3 separate regions of the Homo sapiens genome follow, and all the other regions are linked to region 3. Evidence: read pairs that join two places in POLR2A ChIA-PET (ENCODE). Cell type or tissue: CD4-positive, alpha-beta T cell. All regions are shown on one strand. Region 1 has its middle 26 kb from the start of CCN6. Region 2 overlaps FYN (FYN proto-oncogene, Src family tyrosine kinase). Region 3 has its middle 64 kb from the start of LINC02527.

Region 1 (4,000 bases), 55 kb before region 3:
AGAGTGAGCAGTAAATTAGCCGGTTTCTGAATCTTAAACAGTAAAGTCTTTCAGATGAAGAATGTGCTGGTTTAAGGAGGATGCCTCCTAAGCAAAGTCTTCAGCAGAAGAAATGTCTTCAGAAAACTTCCTGGACAGAACTACAGGCACCTTGCATTTCTCTCCTATTACTCCTCCTGCCTTCTATCTGTACCCACACCAGAACACATCTGTCGGACCCTCAGACCAGTTCTAAAGCAGCTGCCCCTTTGTAGACGAGCCCAATCTTAATCATTCCAACATAGTAACAAGAAAAAACCTACTTGGGCAGAGGTCCTTGTCTTAATGAACAAGTAGTCTGCAACCACCACCAGCAGAGGGCGTTGTCCAAAATGGCTGCGGTGAATTCAGCAGGCTGCACACAATGGAAGCATAATTCTTGCCATAGATCCTTTAAATGTCTTTCCATTAAATTTGTCTGAACTGCTCTTAACCTCGGAGCAGTTAAGAACATCAAGGCCTTTCTTCGACAGCTCTTCCCTTTCCCACAATGCGAGACTCCAGCAGTAAGACGCTTGAGAAAGGAAACGTGTAACAGATAGACAGAAAGGCTCAAGCAGGGCCTTTCCACGAAGACTCCATGTTTTTGCACTTTCTCTGTGCCACGTGACCGAACGATCATTTCACACTGGTGTAAGTCTGTGGCTTCTCTGGATTCCATACTTCTTAGCTGTATCAGTTGGGTTTGCATTTTATTTGTCCAATATAAAGGAAGGAGATGCCAGTAGTGACTTTTAGATATAATCATTGAGTTCAAATCCAAAACCCATTACTCTGTCCAAGCTTCATCGACTTCAGTATCTAGGGAGATATCCCAGAGGTCATCGCTCTGTCCCCAGGCTGGAGTGCAGTGGCGCAATCTCAGCTCACTGCAACCTCCACCTCCCGGGTTCAAGCGATTCTCCTTCCTCAGCCTCCTGAGTAGCTGGGACTACAGGTGCATGCCACCACACTCAGCTAATTTTTGTATTTTTAGTAGAGACAGGGTTTCACCATGTTGGCCAGGATGGTCTCGATCTCTTGACCTCGAGGCCCTCACGTTCTTAAAGTGAGTTCTGAGGGCTGGATGGAAGGGAGGGGGGATTGAAAAGAAGAGGCAGGCAATTGCAAAGGCAGACTGAAGCCAAGTTCTCCTAATTTTTGCCTCTTGGAGGACAGTAAACCCCTCCAGTCCAACCTGGGAATTCACCACCCAGACACATGATACTCAAAGCTCCCACGAGGAGGGTGGCAGTCCTCTGACCTTTTCACTAAGATTTAGAATCTACACATGGATCTGCAGCATGTTATTTAACTGGGGCTATCTACTCTGTGTATCAGATATCATGCCTGTCAAGATGTGAGTGTTTAAAGTCCAATTTGAATGCTGAGATTTTTTTCTATGAGAGACACTTTTGGAATCTGCCTTCTTCTAAATTCAGGAAGGATAATCTCAGCTTGTACTTAATTTCCAAACAATAGCAGCAATAGCTCTCCTACTCTGGAGGCAATTATAGAACATTATCTTGGGTGATCTTTTATCACTAGTGTTAACTGCTTTTGCAAGCACTTGGCTGCAAGTACCCATGCACAACAGGATGTGGTTAGACAGTCAAAATTCATAGATCTTGGGAGCCTTATGGGGCAAGATGGAACAGGGTGTCTGAAAACCCCTACCAAGTATATGCAGGTTTCACTGACAACGTCAAAACATGTGGTTTAATTCAACATATGTATTTAATGCCTACCATGTGCAAGACATTGTGTTTGGTGTTATGCGGGTTAAAGAAATTATCAACTCAGTCCCTGCTGTAAAGTGGGGGTATAACGTGTAATAGACTCAGACTGAAATAAGCCTTGTTTAAGCTCCATTCTGGAAGGTGTGTAGTTTTCTGGGTTTTCTCACTTTGGCCACTGAGTAGATTTGAATTATTAGGTAAGGTCAACTCCATCCAGGCAACCAACTAAAGTGACACCTGGGAGGGTTATTTAATTAAGGACCTTAAGAATGTACCAAAAGCATCCTTTGGGAAAAGATTGGACCAATAAACCAGAATCAGAATTTGATGAATGTTACCATACCGCTCATGTAGAAATCCCTAAACATACAACTTCAGATGGTAGACATGGGTCTCTGAGAGGCAATCCCACCTCCTTAGCATCCAGGAACTAGTGAAAACCAGTTCATGACCATAGGGTTTGGGTTCTGGTGTGCCCAGGCTCTCCCTGGCTGCCCCTCCTGTTGAGGTCAGCGCCTGTCCTGCCTCTCTCCAGGCTGGGATGTGTTTCTGGCCCCCCACTGCACTCTCTGCACCATGCTGGCTGCCCCAGATCTCACCTTCTCATTTGGGATTGGCTTCTCTCACAAATGAGAGTTGTCCTGGGTGTGTTCTCTGCCCTACCAGTGCTCTGGGCCATCTGTGCCTTTAGCTTTAAGATGAGAGAAGGGAGAGTGTGACCGAAAGTGTGATTTCCAGTATTTGGAGACTGAGATAAAGAAGGATTCCACCTGGAGAAGAAACAGACTCCAGATGCCCCCTGTGTAAGCCGTGACACTTCCAGCAGCTTGTTTTCTAGCTTGACCTTTGACCCCAGCTACACAGAGTTCAGGTAGGGCAGAGGGGCGAGAGGCATTGCACAGAAAATCACAACAGAAGGGGCACAGGAAAGCAGCCATTTTGGTTTTCCCTCACTCTACCTTCTTTGAATCCTTCTCATCGCTCAGTAACAGGAAAGTACTGTGATCTCAATGCTATCCACATGTATCCACAGCACTGTTTCTTCTAAGATATGAAACTGTACCCAGGACTTTCCATGCATGGTAATCGGCGTTCATCAATACTAAAAGCTGAGTCTTCACCGCCACCTTCCTTTTTGGTCTCGGGCCTCTGTGACCTGCTCACCCCACTCCAGGGATCTATCACACTCTTGTAGTGACCCAGTTTATGGTAATAAGACTGTGAGCTCCAAGAGGACAGGCCTGATGTCTGATATGGTCACAAGCTACTCCTGTGCCCAGCACGCTGCCAGGCACAATAGGAGGCCTTGATAGTTATTTACTGGTTAAGGAATGCAAGAATAAGTCATTTGCTTTCCAGCTAGTCTCTGGGTAGGAGGAATCATGCCAGCCCCCATCCTGTACTCCATAATGCCCCAATGTAAATCCTAAAACCCAGAGGAAAGCCATCAAAAATGTCACAAATACAATTCAAACACTCGAAAACACATAGAATCTGTCATAAAAATTGGGAAACATCTTCCACAGTTCTATTCTCCTATGACATACTTTTTTTCCATGAAGGTAGGAAATGAAAGCGAATAAGTACTCTGGGCTTCACATAATGACAGCTGCCACTACCATAGCCATACATGGGGGGCAACAGAACAGAGCTAGGTTCAAGACCTGGCTCTGCCATTTACTAACTGGCAAGTAATTGTTATAGGTGAAGTTATGTCCTCCTAAGATCCTAACCCTCAGTACCTTAGAATGTGACTTTACAAGGAACTAGGGCCACTGCAGATGTAACTCATTAAGCTAAGATGAGGTAATACTAGAGTAGGCTGGGCCCCTAATCCAATAGAATTGGTGTCCTTATAACAAGGAGGAATTTGGACACAGAGACATGCACACATAGAGAGTGCCACATGAAGACTGGAATCATGCTGCCACCAGCCAGCGAGCAACCAAAAGCCTGGAGAGAGGCCTCGAACAGATCTTTCCCTAGCATCTTCACGGGGAGCACATCCCTGCCGAGACTGTGATTTCGACTTCTGGCCTCCAGAACTGTAAGACAATACATTTCTGTTGTTTAGGCCACCCAATTTGTAGTACATTGTTATGGCAGCCCTAGATGACCTGTGGCAAATTAACCTCTTTGTGCTTCGGTTTCATTTTTTAAAAATGATATTAGTAATGGTCCCTACTTCATGGAGTTGTTATGAGAATTAAATTAATTAATACTTACATAGTGCTTAGATCAGT
Region 2 (4,000 bases), 130 kb after region 3:
ACTATCTGAAACATTGTTCCAGAACAATTGTGAGTAACTCCTGACCTTTGACCCCATGCAGGCACCTAGCTTCTGCAGGATGGCCTGTGATCTACTGCTAGTCACGGGCTTTTCAGCTCATACAAACCAGGGCAACTTGGGGAAATAACACAGCTCTAGTTAGGACAAGGCAGAAGGAGCCTTTTTAGAATCCGCATGCACTCAGGTTTTGGCTGTGGAAGCCAGGGATTGGCAAAGACTGTCGCCTATGGGAGGTCAGTATACTGTGACCCTTCTGGACTAGGCCAGGTCCACAGCAGGCAAGAGCCTATGGGTGCCAGGAGCCCCCTCAGGGCAGTATTGTGCCTTGGAGCCCAAAGAAATGCCTGGCATTTGCCCCAGACTGCAGGACTTGCCCTCCCCTGTCCAACTCAGGCAGTGAATCCTGCAGCCACAGGAGGGGGAAGTCCATTCATCTGGGTTCCCAGTCCTGGCCCCATGCCGGGCAAACAGCAGGGCTCAGTTAGTGGGGTGTGGGGGGCACTGAATGGAATGTGTTCAATTTTGCTTCACTTCTGCTGTTAACTTCCTGTTAGACCTTAGAAAAATCATTTCTCCTCCCCAAGTTTCATTTTTCTTATCAGTAAAGTGGTCCCTTTCACAGGACCAAGTAAAATTACTCGCTTTTAAATTGAAAAACACAAACCAAATACATTTTGTTTTTGTTTTTGTTTTCTGACTTGGGTCTTGAATTAAAATGGAAAAAGGGCTGTTGGCCACCAGTCTAAAGAATGCCAGGTAAGACCAGTTATGGATTGGGACTGAAGGAGCAATGAGTGTCTAACAAAAGAGTGAACACGGGTGACTGACCCGTGGTGTGGATGTCTGTAAGTGCACAGGGAATCCAGATTAAGAGAAGCTAAACGGGTAGAAATGCTGCTTGGATGGAGTGAGTCTGAGGCACCTCTGAAAGGCTCTGCCTGCACCCTCTCCTCAGTCAAGTAGTTGATGACCTGAAAAACAATCATTGCCTTAGGGGAGTTTGCTGTTTTAAAAGCTCTATTCTAGAAGTTCCACTTTCAGAACCTTTTTCTGTTGCTGGTAGAACACTGTTGAACACGGATCTATCAACTTTTCTTTTTGTCTGTGTTTACCTATCCAGAAGAATCTAATATAGGATGTGCATCTGTTGTATAAGTAAATGATACCTGTTGGCCAACTCCAGTGGAGAAAAATTGCCAAAGTTACAGTGTTTGTTCTTCATGTGGATTTTTAAGTTTCCTCTTTTAGTTGAACGTTTTTGTAAAGACAGAAGTGGAAAATTAGCTTTATTTTGACATGCTAAAGCTCAAAGACAAGTTAGCATAAATTCTGTATTAATTAATATCTATGGTTTATTGAACTTCTGCTATGCAGAGTGCTTTATATCATCTATGTTACACTTCACTGTGACAGCAGTCCTGTGAGGGAGCTATGAGAGGCTCAAGGTGCTGTAGTTATAGTAAGGATTCTACTCAGATCTGTCTGGGCTCAGAGCTTTCCCCTTCCCATACCCCACCTTACTTTGGAGTTTATATAATATTTGAGACAATATGTTTGTGTGCCTTATTTTTTTTTAAGTTTCGTAAGTTCTAAGAAAGCGGCATTTGTTACTTTTTAGAGAGCTCTTCCTTGACACTCCCCTAAAGGCCCAGGCTGGATGGGGTTGCCCTATCGCCACGGCCGCTTCAAAGCTGTCATTGTGGTTGCATAGTTATCTGTGCAGTGACTGTCTGACAGCAGTGTTCACTGTGGAACTGCAGGCTTTATCAGCTCAGAATCCTTATCTGTGCCAAGCCTAGTGCCTAACTCATAGTAGGCCCTCTTAAAAAATTGAGCAGGCATGAATGAGTGGAAACCATGCTTGTTAATAGCATTATGTGGCGATAAGACCATCATTCCTTGACTTGCTCCCCAAAAGTACAAAGTTTCAAGCAGACAAATGAACAGATCATTCTTAAAATTGAACTAATCTGGGCAAGCAAAGAGAGTTCAAAGATAAAAGAGGGGGACGCAGTAGTGCACAAGGGAAACATTAAAGCAAATATTTTCTTTTCCACAGAATCTTTTAGAATTCTTGAGGGTTACAGTTCCAGATATCATTGCTTTAAGTGTATAAAGTGTATTTTTAAAAAGTGAAACCCATACCCATTTAAAAATTGAAAAATATGTAATCAAGTTGTATCAGAACAAAAATGTGCTTTTTGTGTAAAAAGCTAATTAAATGGAGTCATCCTATTTAGTGATTTAAAAGGATTTGATTAAAATAATATCCACTTCAACTACTCTCAAAGGGCTGAGGAGAGAGGTTTGGTTTCCGTGCATCCTGGATGGCCTTTGTCTGGTGTGATTAAAGGTATTTCAGTGCCTGCCATGAGAGAGGCCCCTGCCATTTCTGCAGTTTCAGTGAGACCGAGAATTCCTGCAGTGTCATTCCAACTGTTTGCAGGGTTTAGACAGCTGCGTTCAGGCCACAAATATGGCCACAAACACTACTGCCTATTTGATAGACACAGAGGCCTTCCGAAACAAAAATTGTCATTCAAAAAGAAAAGTAAAAAGAAAAATTACCTCCTGCCTTAGAATTGTTTACTTTTCCTCTGAGTGAGTGAGTTCTTTGAAATGTGTTGGTCTGTTAATGTAGAATGTACATGGAAGTTGCTCCATTTTTCAGTGTTTCTTTGGTTTTAATAAGTCCCAAGAGAAATGATAAAAAACCTCCTAGATTCTTAGTGTGGGGATAATTGTCTTGTGGGGGGAAAATCTAATTCTAAGTAATCGAGGGTTAGAAATTTGAGGCCGCATCAGGAATCCAGCTTTAAAGCCATGTCCGCATGATTTCTATGCAGCTGGTTAAGAGGTGGGAAAATTAATTCATACAAGTTTTTTCTTTTGTGGGAAGAATAAGATTTCCGGGGTCAGAGGCCAGCAGTGTTTACATGGGGTATCCAAAGGCCTCACAGTGCTGGTTGCTGGGGTGACATGAGGATGTGTCTCCAGTGTGAATAGGGGGACATTGGCTTTGGGGTGTACCGCGCAAATGCGTGTACTGGTTGCTTAAGGGAGGTGAGGGAGAGAGTGAAGAAGAGGAAGGGAAGAATAGCATAAGCACAACTCCCTGCCATTTGTGGGAGCCATTGCTTCCTGAGTGGGCATGGGCGGGTTGCAGGGGCAGGACTCAGGTGCTTCTGGTGCCTCTGAACCCATGGACACTGGACAGGGCAGTTCCTATGTGCAGACGGGAATTGTTCCTCAGGCCCTCCCTGATACATGTACTACAGGCTGCCAGCCTCAGAAACTATAGGAGGCCAAAGTGGCCTACATTCTTCATTTACCTTTCTCAACCTCACACACAGATTGACCCATTCTGCTGGTGATCAGGCAACGGAGTGACCCAGCCTCAGTGTATAACTGAGTAAGGGTCACGTTTCACACAACCCACTTTTCTGGCGACTGGGGACCAGGAAAAGGAAGTGGCTTTGACTTGCGGGCAGGGAGAGAAAGAGCAAGAATGCATGCATGGGTGTGTGTGTGTGTGTGTGTGTGTTTAGGAGGAAGGGACATGCTTAGAATTCTGTTTTAGACTCAAAGGCAATCATTGTTAGTCTTGGCCCAAAAATAGTTGTTATGTATCATGCGTAATAACTGACCAGCTTTCTTTTATGTAAATCCCTGGATTGTAAAACTAAGCGGTGCTGTCTAAGAAGAAAAATATACCTACCCTCTGCCAATTTGAATTTCCAAAAAAAAAAAAAAATCCCTCTTCCTAGACATTCTAAATTTAGGAGGATATTGATAACTGATCTAGAACAACTGCAGATAACAATATTTTCAGCGTGATTCAAGGAAAGAGTTGAAAAATTGAGGGTTCCTTGTTTAGTCCTGGATATAGAACAGTTCATTCATTCTTTACACATTAACGAACACTGGTAGGCCAACCACTGTTTTAGGCCACATGTTATCTTATTCGGTTGCCCCACGT
Region 3 (4,000 bases):
CCCATGGACTGGAAACATGGAAAATGTGAGCTCTTTGTCACAGGGAGGACCTAATAAGAGACCAGGGGCCAGGAGCGGTGGCTCACGCCTATAATCCTGGCACTTTGGGAGGCCGAGGTGGGCGGATCACAAGGTCAGGAGATCAAGACCATCCGGGCTAACACGGTGAAACCCCGCCTCTACTAAATACAAAAAATTAGCCAGGCATGGTGGTACGCGCCTATAGTCCCAGCTACTTGGGAGGCTGAGGCAGGAGAATCGCTTGAACCTGGGAGGTGGAGGTTGTGGTGAGCCAAGATCGAGCCATTACACTGCAGCTTAGGCAACAAGAGCGAAACTCCATCTCAAAAAAAAAAAAGAAGAAGAAGAAAGAGACCAGGAAGATTACATGCTAAACTTTTCATAGATTACCCACATAACACTTCACAGTTATCATAATTGTCTGCTTACAGCTCTCTGTCTGGTACAAGGACTCTGTCTATCACAAGAGATGTTCAATAAATGTCTCCAATGAATAAATTACTGAATGAATGAGAGGTGTTTCCAAGTACACCATTACTATTTACCCAAATAAGAATTTAGCTTGTCTTGGTGTTTGTGTGTACACAAAGAGAAAATAAGGTAAGTCTTTCAGAAAGTACCTTACTACCTGTTTCGGATCTAAGATGGTGAAACCAGTTTTTAAAAAGAGACCACGGATCTTCCAAATGCATATACGTGTATATACTTATATAGCTATACAGAAATACACATATGCTCAAACACACACACACACACACACACACACACACCCACACACACACACAATGAGAAGTGCAGGCATCTGTAAGACTATAGCTTGGGGTAAGGTGACCTTGGACGCTTAAAGGTCATCCTTTACTGACACAATTTATACCCAGTAGCATCAAGAGAGTTTGTACTCATGTTTTCAGATAAATAAAACGACAATAAAAATTTTCTTACATTCCAAGAAATTTTGACTTTAGCTCCTGCCTTTTGTTCCATTCAGATTTTCTCCTTTTTTTCTATAATCTTCCACATGTTTCTCACACCATTAAGTGATTTTGTTACTATGGAAACCACACAGTCTGCATAAGGCTCAAGTATGATGTCAACTTAGAGAGTGATTTGAAATGTGTCCCATGGCCTGATAAAAAGCACTTGGAATAATATTGTGATGTGTCTATATAAACACATATCTGGGAATAATACACCTTTTAAAAATACAGGTGGGTATATGGGTGGGCAAACATGATTAATGAAGAATTCACTTACAGATACTGCTCCAAATGAAAATAAAGCTTGGTTAGGAAATGCCAGGTTTATAAAATCATGGTAATTATGAGTTAGAGCATGCAGAGTTTATCCCTTACATGCAAACTTTGCCTTGTTTGTGAAGTACTTAAATCCTAGCTTTCTAAAAGAGCTTTCCTAGAAATATTTAAAAACAGCACAGTGAACATCTAAGGAGAAAATTTTAGGTGACTTTCCGCCTGGAGGGGAAAGATAAAGAAGCTCTCCTCTTGGGGTGGTTTCTAAGCCTCTGGGTCCTTAATTCTCCGGCTGGAGATCTTGTTCTCATTTCCTAGGCAAAGTCCTGCCTTCAGACTAACACATATGTTTCTGATGTCATCATCTGGCCGTGAGTCTGTACATGATTCAGTGGCAGTGGAATCTCCCCTAATACTCTGAAATCACTTATTACACTGATAACAGTGGGGCGGGGGTGGGGGGACATGGAGGAGACTGGGAACCCTCGACCAAAAATCTCCCTAGGCTGTCTACTTGAGGACAAGCCACAAATCTGTGAGAGCTGTCAGACAACAAAGTAAGTGGCATGGAAGGCAAGCTCTGCTCCCTCCTCCTCTCCTCCTCAGCCGCCCTTCCTTCCGTCAGATCACTCGCAAGCGAGTCATCGCAACAACACTCCCGAGAACATTCTTGTTGGGTAATAAGAAAGCATAATTATATACTTCAGAGCTGTTGAGGTTTTCTTCTAGTTTCAAAACAATGAACATCCTGTGGAAAGATAGTGCCACTTGTGAATAAGCTGAGATTCTTTCCCCTGAACAACACACAGACAGTGGTTTGGAGGAAAAACCAGAGGACGGCCCTATTTAATGATTTTATTCCTTGGGTAACCTAACTGCATTGTTCTGTGGTACTCCCAGAAACAGGCTTCTGAAAGCATAATTATAAGTGTAATATCTTCAAAACTAAATATTGCGTTCTCTCCCTCTGTCTCTTTCTGTCTCTGCACACATGAGGACACACACACACACACACATACACTCTGAACAGGCCATCTAGTGCTGAGAGAAATGGAGTTGTTTCTAAGTTCATAGCAGGCAAAACTCGAAACTGACTTCAGTAACGTGTTATTGGTTTATTCACGTATTCCTAGTTCTCACCCCAGGCGTGATGAGTGAAGATGTGGAAAGGATTTCAAGTGTCTCCATAAGTGACATGGTGGTCTTTCTGGATTTGGAATCAGAGTGAAGCTCCATGAATGTGCAGAATTATGGGCTTTCCAGAGGCAGCCATTGGTTCCTGTGATTATCATCCCAACATTCCTCAGAGTCCCACAGAAAGTCACAAGAAACAGTTGTTGCTGGAGCTGAAGAAAACAACATTTAACATTTCAAAAATGCCAATCCTTTCAGTGCTCCTGTTTACTAATTATTGTCCATATGACTTCACAGGTGAGGAGATGGAGACCCAAAAAATGCCCTAGGCATTCCTATCTCAGTCTTTGTTCAGACTGAACTTCCAGAGCCCAGACTCTTCGCTTATGGCTAAATCAGGCCGTCCTTCAGAGAAGGCTGAGTTGCTTGTAAACCATCATGTAAGTGTGGTTCCTTGAACCACAGCCCACTAAACTCTCAGTTCCACTCTGATGGCCTCAGCAAAACATGCTTCCAAATAAAAACATCACATTGGTGATTTTATAAGGCTTAGGTCAAGTTCTTTTGACCACATGGACCCTGCCACGCGGAAATGAAAATTGTCAATAGCTGTTAGAAAATAACATCCCACAAGACGAAGCAAAGTATTCTGGAGCTCACACAACCACTAGTCACTGCCTGACTCTAGACCACAGACTCATGGAGATTCTGAGGCAGACACTGGGGATTTGATTGATTTTACTTTGGTGATGGCTTGGGACATATGATTTTCCTTCCTGAAAATCTGCTTTCTGGCAGTAAAAACCAAACCTAGGGGAATGAGTCATTTTTCCTCACCCAACTTTGGGTTCTGCTTCTCAACCAACTGGGAAATTTTGGAAACTCCAGTTTTTATGAGTGTGCAAGTGTGCACATGAGTATGCACACACATGTGTGGATGGGAAAGAGAGTGAGAGGGAGAGAGATTGATTGTGGGAAGGAGTAGGGAATGAAGAAAAATATATTTATCCTAGAGCCAATTTCTACCTGATAATTCATATTTTTAGCCTGTGGCCTTGAAGATGACTGTCATTTTATTGGCACAAATGACTTGCTGTGCAGTTTGCTGAGTAAGTGTTTTTTGTTGTTGTTGTCATTTTTTTTCTTTTTTTCTTTTTTTTAGTAGGAAAAAAATCTCAGCCATATGGGGAAAATGCTTTGGCAGATGGAGCACATCTATTCCAGACCCCAGGTCCTTCACGGCCAAGAATCTTACTCTCCTTTGTGTTAGGCCCATTCATTGATGGGGAAACAAACGCCAAGAGTTTCCCAATATCGGTGCTGAGGATTTCTGAAATGAAGAGAAATCTGGACCATTGCAGAGAACTCAATTGAAACAAAACATCTAATGTGCTTGGCCTCGAGGTTAAGAGGGCTCTTTACTCAGATAAACAGTAACAAGGCTGAGCCCTGTACAAAGTGGCACGTCGTCTCCCTTGATCTGAGTGTGCTCTGAGCTCCAGCAATACAGGAATTAAGAGAGGTTGTTTGTAATTAAACTGCTCAGACGATGAACCTCACTCTTTAAATCTGAAGAGAGACTGAAACAATAGTAC

What was found. Peaks named below come from ENCODE experiments on the same cell type or tissue, not always from the same donor. Only the 100,000 strongest peaks of a DNase experiment are listed, where the experiment ranks them.
Region 1: POLR2A ChIA-PET joins it to region 3 with 8 read pairs; 4 of 35 experiments call an interaction of 5 or more read pairs at or near these places.
Region 2: POLR2A ChIA-PET joins it to region 3 with 5 read pairs; 5 of 35 experiments call an interaction of 5 or more read pairs at or near these places.

Annotation. Positions count from the first base shown.
Region 1 is chr6:112,025,758-112,029,757 of GRCh38, reverse strand. No RefSeq gene overlaps it. Among named protein-coding and RNA genes, the nearest start is that of CCN6, 26 kb to the left of the region's middle. In CD4-positive, alpha-beta T cell, CTCF peaks have their summits at 129 and 329 (motif pointing right); DNase peaks (open chromatin) are centred at 347 and 1,647; H3K27ac peaks cover 3,164 bases.
Region 2 is chr6:111,841,554-111,845,553 of GRCh38, reverse strand. The region is part of intron 2 of FYN (FYN proto-oncogene, Src family tyrosine kinase); the gene reads left to right. Among named protein-coding and RNA genes, the nearest start is that of FYN, 30 kb to the left of the region's middle. RefSeq lists an enhancer at 2,544-2,653. In CD4-positive, alpha-beta T cell, no CTCF peak of the experiment used is centred here; DNase peaks (open chromatin) are centred at 23, 1,703 and 3,513; H3K4me3 peaks cover 619 bases; H3K27ac peaks cover 4,000 bases.
Region 3 is chr6:111,971,233-111,975,232 of GRCh38, reverse strand. No RefSeq gene overlaps it. Among named protein-coding and RNA genes, the nearest start is that of LINC02527, 64 kb to the right of the region's middle. In CD4-positive, alpha-beta T cell, no CTCF peak of the experiment used is centred here; DNase peaks (open chromatin) are centred at 1,092, 1,722, 2,292 and 3,222; H3K4me3 peaks cover 723 bases; H3K27ac peaks cover 2,911 bases.